Regions from separate parts of the Homo sapiens genome. Here region 1 is linked to region 2. Evidence: chromatin loops called from intact Hi-C (ENCODE). Cell type or tissue: tibial artery. All regions are shown on one strand. Each heading gives the region's core, and the rest is flanking DNA. Links, peaks and the distances in the headings are about the cores only.

Evidence for each region. Hi-C counts contacts between places; a loop is a spot of excess contacts. Peaks named below come from ENCODE experiments on the same cell type or tissue, not always from the same donor. Only the 100,000 strongest peaks of a DNase experiment are listed, where the experiment ranks them.
Region 1: a loop joins it to region 2, with 2.5 times the contacts of the local background. A loop is called at or near these places in 86 of 110 quality-filtered maps.

Annotation. Positions count from the first base shown.
Region 1 is chr5:36,742,411-36,746,811 of GRCh38, forward strand. No RefSeq gene overlaps it. Among named protein-coding and RNA genes, the nearest start is that of SLC1A3-AS1, 19 kb to the left of the region's middle. RefSeq lists a silencer at 2,308-2,397. In tibial artery, for the core only: a CTCF peak has its summit at 2,333; no DNase peak of the experiment used is centred there; H3K4me3 peaks cover 1,676 bases; H3K27ac peaks cover 987 bases.
Region 2 is chr5:36,868,071-36,872,471 of GRCh38, forward strand. It overlaps NIPBL-DT (NIPBL divergent transcript), which reads right to left. Exons shown (of 1, transcript NR_046262.1): 1 at 3,291-4,401. Among named protein-coding and RNA genes, the nearest start is that of NIPBL-DT, 6.4 kb to the right of the region's middle. In tibial artery, for the core only: a CTCF peak has its summit at 2,567 (motif pointing left); no DNase peak of the experiment used is centred there.

The sequences.
Region 1 (4,401 bases), core at 300-4,299, 130 kb before region 2:
ATAACTCTCCTAAAATGACATAACTAGTAAATGACAGAGCTAGGATTCACACACAGGTCTGCATGACCCAGAAGCCCCTTCTAATAGTACCTTTCACAGAGTAAGTGCCTTTCAGAGAATAAGTGCTGAGCATATGTTTGTGAATTAAGGCTATCCCTGTTACCAGAGCATTTGGGGTGTGTGGCAGGCAGAACAATGGCCCCCAAAGATGTCCACATCCTGATTCTCAGAGCCTGTGAATCTATTACATTACATTGCAAAGGGGGATTTAGGTTGCAGATGGAATTAAGTTTGCTAATCAGAGGACCTTAAAATAGGGAGGTTATACTGCAGTCTCTGGGAGGGCCCAACATAATCATAAGGGTCCTTAAAAGAAGATGAGGGAAGCATAAGAGAGACTCAGGAGTGATGCAATGCCTGCCTCTGCCTTGCTGACTTCAAAGATGGAGGAAGGGCCCATAAGCCGAAGAATCTGGAAGCCTCTGGAAGCTGGAGAAGAAAGGAAATGGATTTGCCCCTGGATCCTGCAGAAAGGGGCACAGTCCTGCAGCCTGACACATTCATTACCACCCAGCGAGACATATTTTTGTCAGATTTCTACCATACTGAAGTGTAAGATGATAAATTTGGTTGTTTTAAGCCACCAGATTTGTGGTCATCTGTTACAGCAGCAATAGGAAGCTAATTCCATGTGCAAAAATTCACAGCTAGCCCTGGATTATCCTGATGAATGGGCATTGCCCTGGTGAAAAATCAGTAGGCAGCTCTCTGTAGAACCCAAAAACCTGCCTTCCACCTCCATGGCAATTCTTCATAGGCAGAAACTGTACCACTCTCACCTGTTTCCTGGGCTGATCCTTTTCTACCCTGTCCCTGTGCTATTCTGAAAATAGCTTTACCAAGAAGGACATGAAACTGTGAGCAAAAGTCACACATTCATGACAAAATTCTCCCAGGAAGATTATCATTCCAATCAAAACATGTATGGTATCCTTTTAAAATATCATTACCCAGAGCTTTCATTCTGAAGCACTTCCCATATATTATTTTAGGTGTCTGTGCCAGCCCATAAGTGTGCATAAATGGCAGTTTCTAGTGCACACCGTGGTTTTTAGATTGCAGTTTTTGAGTTGATTCCAAGAATTTTACTCTTAAGAAGCCCAAATAGCACTGCAGACAAATGTATTTTTTGAAATAGTAGAAAAACTAACAGTTCAGAATTTTTGGACTAAGTAGCTGATAGAGAACAGGTTGGTAACAGGAGACTGGTGTAGACTCATAGACTCATACCCTTCTTGCTGAGCCATCCTCACCCTGTGGCTTGGCCTAATTGATTTTCTAGGATCTTTAACCACGTCTAGGCTGCGGATACACCTTGCATGGTGGCATGACTACATTGATGGAGTTAGAGCTGAGATCCACATTCCTATTTCTCATTTCCTGTCCAGCTGCCTTTGATGGATTTTCCTTAATCACCTGGACCCTCACAGCTCTGCCACTTTCCTTGCTAGTTCGGATTAGTTTGATGTTTATGTGTCTGTAATAATGGAAACAATAAAAACCACCAACCTCCCTGCTATTCTTCAGGTGCTTTACATACACATTATCATTTAACGTGCAGTTTAGTGCTGTGCTTACAGCATGGACTTTGGAACTAGACCACTTTGTTTCCAATCCTGGCCCTACCACTCATCAGCTTGTGTGACCGTGGGCACATTCATTAACATCTCTAGGACTCAGCCCTTCCATCTCCCTCTCCCACAAGCCCTGCTCTGGACACCAGACTCCCCACCACAGGGAGCCTCCTGAGATACAGATCACTGTTACTAGGGGAGGACAACCTTATGCTTCCGTCCACAGTATCACATTTCTGATGACGACTAACTATCACCCAGAACAGATCCAGTGAAATGGCAATTTAAAAAGTACTTCTTTATAAAGTTGCTGCGAGGATCATATGTTTAGAAGGGTCCCGGTAACGTAGCCAATGCCACATAGGTGTATGACCTCTTCCCTATCTTTTGAGGTAGGTGTGAGACTACGGTGCTCAGAAAAGTGGAACGACTTTGGGCAACTTGGGAACAACTTGCCCAAAGTCACACACTTGATCAGAGGCAGAGGTAGGATATGGAACCGGATCAAGTCCAACCGTGGACTTTCCACCCTGCTGCGCCGTCTCAAGTTTGTCCCTGATTGGTTCTGAATCCCTGGCGCCCATTCTCATCCCGCCCATCCGAAGATAAAACAATCTTCCTCCCGCGCCCCGCTGCTTCCCGGGAGCTCCCAGGAACTCTAGAGAAAACAGGAAAACTGAAAAGTGCGCTCTGCCTGCTGTGCCAGGCATGTCCCTCAGGGGGAGCCAACAAGGCTTTATTTCGTCCCGGCAGCTGGCCCCTGGGCACGGCCCCCAGCCCGGCGTCCCAGTTCCAGCCGCGCTGCAGGGGCGCGAGGGTGCCCGGCTCGCAGGTGTCCGCGCGCACCGCAGGGCTGCCCGAGTGCGGCTGGCGGAATCCCTCCCCAGCTGGGGAGGAAGGCAGTTGTTTTCTTCCTGGTGGAACGTTCCACTTGAAACTGTTCCACAAGGGCTGTTCTCGCCTCCGACTCCGGGAGGAACTGTAATTAACACAGCAACAAACGCCCACGACGCTAACTGGCAAAGGGAGTGTAACACGAGCCGCTGCTACAACCGAACTGGGCCAATTGCTTTCCCTTCTTGCCTCCCATTTGGTCTGTTTTGGTTCCGCAGTCATCCAACTGTAGCGTTTCTTAAAACATGTCAGTGGCTGGTGTTTGTGTTTTGGGTTGAACAGTTTCACACACGTCGCTGGAGCCCGTGCTCGACCAGCTGCTGTGCTGGGGATTTGCTTTCTGCGGCTTTGGGAGTGTCAGGTAGCAAAACGAAGAGAGTAGTCGACTAGAACGGTGGCGGGGAGGAGGAGGAGGGATTGTCTGCAGTGGAGTCGGGAGCCTCCTCCGGACCAGGACAGGTAAAACCGGTCTGCCAGGTCTCAGGGGGAGCGGGTGGAGACGTCCCACCTCACCTGGCTGCGCTCCGACTCAGGCTCAGCCGGCAGGTTCTGGGGCAATGGGGGAAGGGAGAGGGGCCGGGCCCTTGTGGGTCCCGCACGCACACAGTACTCAGGGGCCAGCCAGGTGCCATCCCAGGTGGCCCAGCTTGGGGTGGGCAGCCAGGGTTGGGGCAGGGGTGCGTCCTGAGTTCTTTACCTTTGAAAGGTCTGATTTCCAATGCTGCCCTTACACATACCCTTGCTCCTGCCGAGTTTAGTCCGTGGCTTCACTGGGGAACTTGTTACATGGAGATTCACGGGCCCTGCCGGAGACCCAGTGAGGCAGAATCTGCCCTTTAACAAGATCCTCAGGTGATCTGCAGACACGTTAAAGTTTAGGAAGCACTGACTGCCTTATGACATATTATACTTTCTTCTAACGTCTTTCTATCAATTTCCCATCGTGTCAACACACTACCTTAGAAAATTGCAGAACAGGCAGTGGCTTTTAGAGAACTGTAACTGCTCTCAGCTAAATGTCTGCCCCGTTTGATGCTTAGTAGTAGCTCTCTGCTAATTACTGCTAAGGGGTAGAGTGGGGAGAGGCACAGCCAGCAGGACTATACAGTCCAACCCAGGAAAGCTCAGAGACTAGATGGGGAACCCAAATCCAAACAAGAAGAATGATGTAACTCTACAAGGTAAGAATATACAAGGCAGAAATGACTATCATAGAAGCAACGTAAACAGTATGTGCTGCATGTTTAGTAAATTCACTGTATTAAGTATCTACTACCAATTTTTTATGTATTCTCTCTCTATACAGATTCATACATATACATATATGTCTATAAGTATATAGAGACAGAATATATATTCTGACACAGTAGGGATCAATATTTATTGAATCAATAGCTACAGCCCATTACAACGCATTCTCCTGGAAAGAATTTTGTGTTTTAGACCAAACCAGCATATATCTGTTCCAAAATTAAAATGTATTACCAATAACCAAGAGTCCATTTCACATGTCTTTTAAAACATTACGTATGTATTCATCATAGGTACATGGCTCCCATTTGAACATGATGGTTCTAGAAGCCCAGAGAGGCCCAGCAGAGCTACTTAAAGAATCCTGTGAAGTCTTCCCAGTCAGAATAACCCAACATACCTCCTACATGTCCATTAAGTCCTCCCAGGGCACAATGCCCTCATAGATCACAGACTGTAACTTTTTCAAAGCTGTTTCTTTCTCATGAGTTATTGATCTGCAAGCTAAACATTTTCAAACTGAGCTTTCACTCAATGGCCTGGAGTCACTTCAATTTATTCTGTCAAGTACTCAAGGTTCCTTACCTAGGCACTTAATCATGTGAGTTGTACATAGTGAGTA
Region 2 (4,401 bases), core at 251-4,250:
TTTTTAGCAAAAGAGAAATTCTTTACTCAAACTTCCTGATTTTGTTCACTGGAAGCCACTTTTTTGATGCTTTTCCTAATCTGTCACCACTCCTTACTCTGGAATAAGACAAGAAATGAGCTATTTTCTCACCAGCCTTTGTTTGGTTTTTGAGTTTATTTATTTATTATTTATTTATTTTTTTGAGACGGAGTTTCACTCTGTCGCCCAGGCTGGAGTGCAGTGGTGCAATCTCGGCTCACTGCAAGCTCCACCTTTCGGGTTCACGCCATTCTCCTGCCTCAGCCTCCCTAGTAGCTGGGACTACAGGCGCCCACCACCACGCCCGGCTAATTTTTTGTATTTTTAGTAGAGACGGGGTTTCACCATGTTAGCCAGGATGGTCTCTATCTCCTGACTTCGTGATCTGCCTCCCTCGGCCTCTCAAAGTGCTGGGATTACAGGCGTGAGCTACCGTGCCCGGCCAGAATCTTTTAGATTATTAAATGAAAACTAGATAAAACAGAAATACCTATACTACATATCATAGATGCTGAAATGTTGACTTTGGTGACAAAGTTACTAGTTTTTATTGGACTTTGACATGAGTTAACCCATTACTATGTTTATCAATAAGGAATAGTTCATGGTAAAGCTATTGCACTTTATTAATTTAATGTTTAAAAGTTCATAATAGCTATTTTTCATGAGTGGAAACATTTAAAAGCTTAGGCTGTTTATGCAATTCTAATAGCCCATATTCATCACAACTCGTGTGTAAAGGAAACAAATAATTAGAAGTAGTAATACTGGTGGCATTGAGGGTTTTTTGGCATTAAAATGTCTCTAGGCTGGGCGCAGTGGCTCACGCCTGTAATCTCAGCACTTTGGGAGGCCGAGGCAGGCGAGATCGCACCACTGCAGCACTCCAGCCTGGGTGACAGAGACTCTGTCTTAAACAAACAAAAAAAAATGTCTCTAGGACTGATGAGCTGTACATCTTGGATATTATCGCTGTGATTAACTGACTTGACACCAAATGCCAATTTATAAAATAATGCCAGTATAATATAGCATTATAAAAGAATATACCCTTCAAAAAGTTTAAAGTCTACTTTCTAGTACTCAAAATCAAATAATTTGCTTTTTATTTTTTATTTTTTGGCTGGAGATCGGAGTTTTATTATAACTCAAATCAGTCTCCTGGAGCATTTGGGGATCAGTTTTTAAGGATAATTTGGTGGGTGGGGGAAGGCAAGTGAATAGAGTGTGCTGATTGGTTGGGTTGGAGATGAAATCATAGGGAATTGAAGCAGTCCTCTTGCTCTGAATCAGTTCCTGGGTGGTGGCCACAAGATCAGATGAGCCAGTTTATTGATCTGGGTGGTGCCAGCTGATCCATCAAGTGCAGGGTCTGCAGAATATCTCAAGCACTGATCTTAGGAGCAGGTTAGGGAGGGTCAGAATCGTGTAGCCTCCAGCTGCATGACTATTAAACTATAATTTCTAATCTTGTGCCTAATTTGTTAGTCCTACAAAGGCAGTCTAGTCCCATAAATGATTTGCTTCTAAGTATCACTTTCTTGAAATCACTGGTGGCATACTGAATTTGTATGATTGTTCATATATCAATGAAATTAAATCTTTCAATAAAATTTAAGAAGTTTGTCTACTTCATAATGAAGATATGCTCCACGTCCTATGGAGATAGTGCTTAAGAAGTATATTTTTGAAAGGAATAAACACATGAGTAAAAGTATATATGGTATGTTTCCACAAACCTTGAAACGAGTAAGGGGCTAGACTAGCTAATTCATTTGGTTATTCAACTAAAAATGTTTGGGTCTTTACATTTATTTTGATGCAGTTAGCTAACGCTCAGCTCTTATACTTTTACTTCAAATAATATATAGATCACATCTATTCATTCAATATGCACCCATTCTATCAGGCATTTTGAAGTTCTTAGACAAAATTAAATAAACTGACATAATCACTTAGCTACTAGATTCCTCCAAACATCTCTCACAAAACAGATATTACTTTATTTGTTGTGTTTATAAACAGTAGTGGAAACAATTCTGTTCTCTAATTTTAAGCTGAAAAATCATGTCCTTATTAATTCACTGTAATAATTTTTTATTAAATTTTATCCCTTATTTCTTAGATTAAATGCACATAAATTTGATGTACAACTTTATAGTTTTAAAATGTGTCTATTTATGGCCTAATTTCAACTTTAAGTGAAAATGGAATTATTAAGAAATATTCACTGTTACATTTGGCTAGCAATTCATCATGGCATTAAGGTACTGTTTTCCATGGTTTTTCCATCTTGGGTTATAATACTGAGACATTTCACTTGTATAGTTCTGCATTCAATTTTTCTTCCAATTTATTTCCTGCAAGGTAATTCTAAGTTATAATTGTCACTGTATCCTTATTTGATACATTGGTCGCCTTTCTCTCCTTATGACTGTCTTTTTGGTAAACTCAAAAAGTGAGCAGGGGCCATACAGTTAAATTCAAAACAGGAAGTCATATGATGTTCCTTTATACTCCTACCTTTCATGATTGACTTGGCTCCCTCTGCTGGTTAGTAATATAATTCCTTTCTTAGTTCAATAGGGTATGTGTTAACATTGGTGAAATATCTGGGGTGAATAAGCTTGGAGTTAGAGCTTCTTATATGTTGATTCTCTAGCAAATTTTGTGTTTAGCTAAGGTTTTAACCAACCTAGGCCTTACTTATCTATAATGGAAAGGGACTTGGTATCACATGCCTGAAAAACAAAATTTTTATTAATGCCGTCTTAAATAGACTTGCCAACATTACAATACTGAAATCTACAAATAGCAAATAAAGTGAAAGAGTAATGAAATATTTAAATTGTATTAAAATATTTCAGTATAATATAATCCTTAACTTATTTGCTTTCTGGTTAGATACTTTTCATTCTACTCATGCAATATAATGCCTCCTTTTTAAATTCTATACACAATTTCTTCCTTCTTAAGTTTCCCCCTTTTAAATCCTATACACAAGTGTAAGTACATTTATTTAAATATATAGAATGAGTTGGATGGCAAATGAGAGTTACCTATTTAAGAACTTATTTACTTTGGCTAGAGAGAAAACACTTATTGAAAGTTTATTTTTCGGAGGGAGAAAGAAGTTTCCACCATTTTCAGGGAGTAATTTGTTCCTATGATAATTACTCTGTGAAAGATAGAAATTTGCTTTGGTCTGACTTATTAATAAACACTTGTTTTAAGATTGAAGGGAAGGTGGGAAGAAATAGAAACAAACATATATTCTGCCCCATGTTTATTATTGTGCTGTATCGGACATTTTAGATTGGAAAATGTGCTACAACAGATCAGTAATAGTCACAGATCTACACACAACAAATGTAGGTCCACTAGGAAAATAATTCCTCCTCACAACTTTAACCGTATTTGACATTTCTACTAACAACATAACTTTATTTCCTACCCTTTGCCTTAAGATTACCTTTCTGAAACCAGTATCAGATCTCTAAAATAGCCTGGTACTTCCTCTAAAATCCTTCACTAGTTCATAGGCAGTCAGATCTTTCTAACATTCCTTTTTTCCCCATTTTCTAAGGAAAATCTGAACTGTAGATTTTTAAAAACAAAAACAAACACTTTTTTTGGCCTGTAACCCACAATAAGGAATATGTTTTACAAGGTAATCTAACACATATACACATGAACAAATGTTTACTTAAAAACACATACCCTTACCATCTGTGATGTACGCTTTTATTTTCTATTCTTTTCTCTATTTTAAATAAAAAATGCTAGTCATAATGCAATAAATTAATTTCATGACCCATAGTGGTACCATAATCCACAGTTTAAAACACTGGTCTGGAGCAGATGCTTTGACTGCAAGGTAACCTACTCAAGAATGCTGTTAAAATGAGCACCATAAGCCTCTCTTCATACCTATTTTAGATGTTTTAAGTTTTTAACAGATTTTATATTCTTCCTTCATAAATACAGTAATTTTTTAAATGATGTTTTTCCAGATTAGTTCAGTATTAAAATACTTGACTAGTTTAACTCTGGTTCACATGCAGAGTATGTGTAGGTTCCAGAAAGATTAGGCTTTCATGAAACTTTATGGTCTTAAATAATTTTACATTAAAATACTTCAGAAGTGCATTTTTTGAGGCCCTTCCCTCTGTGTAATTCTTATGCATTACACAGTGAAACTTGTAGTATAATGTGGAACTGGTCACTTTGATTTAGTAACATAAGGTATAGATGCATGAAAACATAAACAGTAAGGCCAGGCACAGTGGCTCACGCCTGTAATCCCAACACTTTGGGAGGCCGAGGCCGGGGGATCACGAGGTCAGGAGATGGAGACCATCCTGGCTAACACGGTGAAAC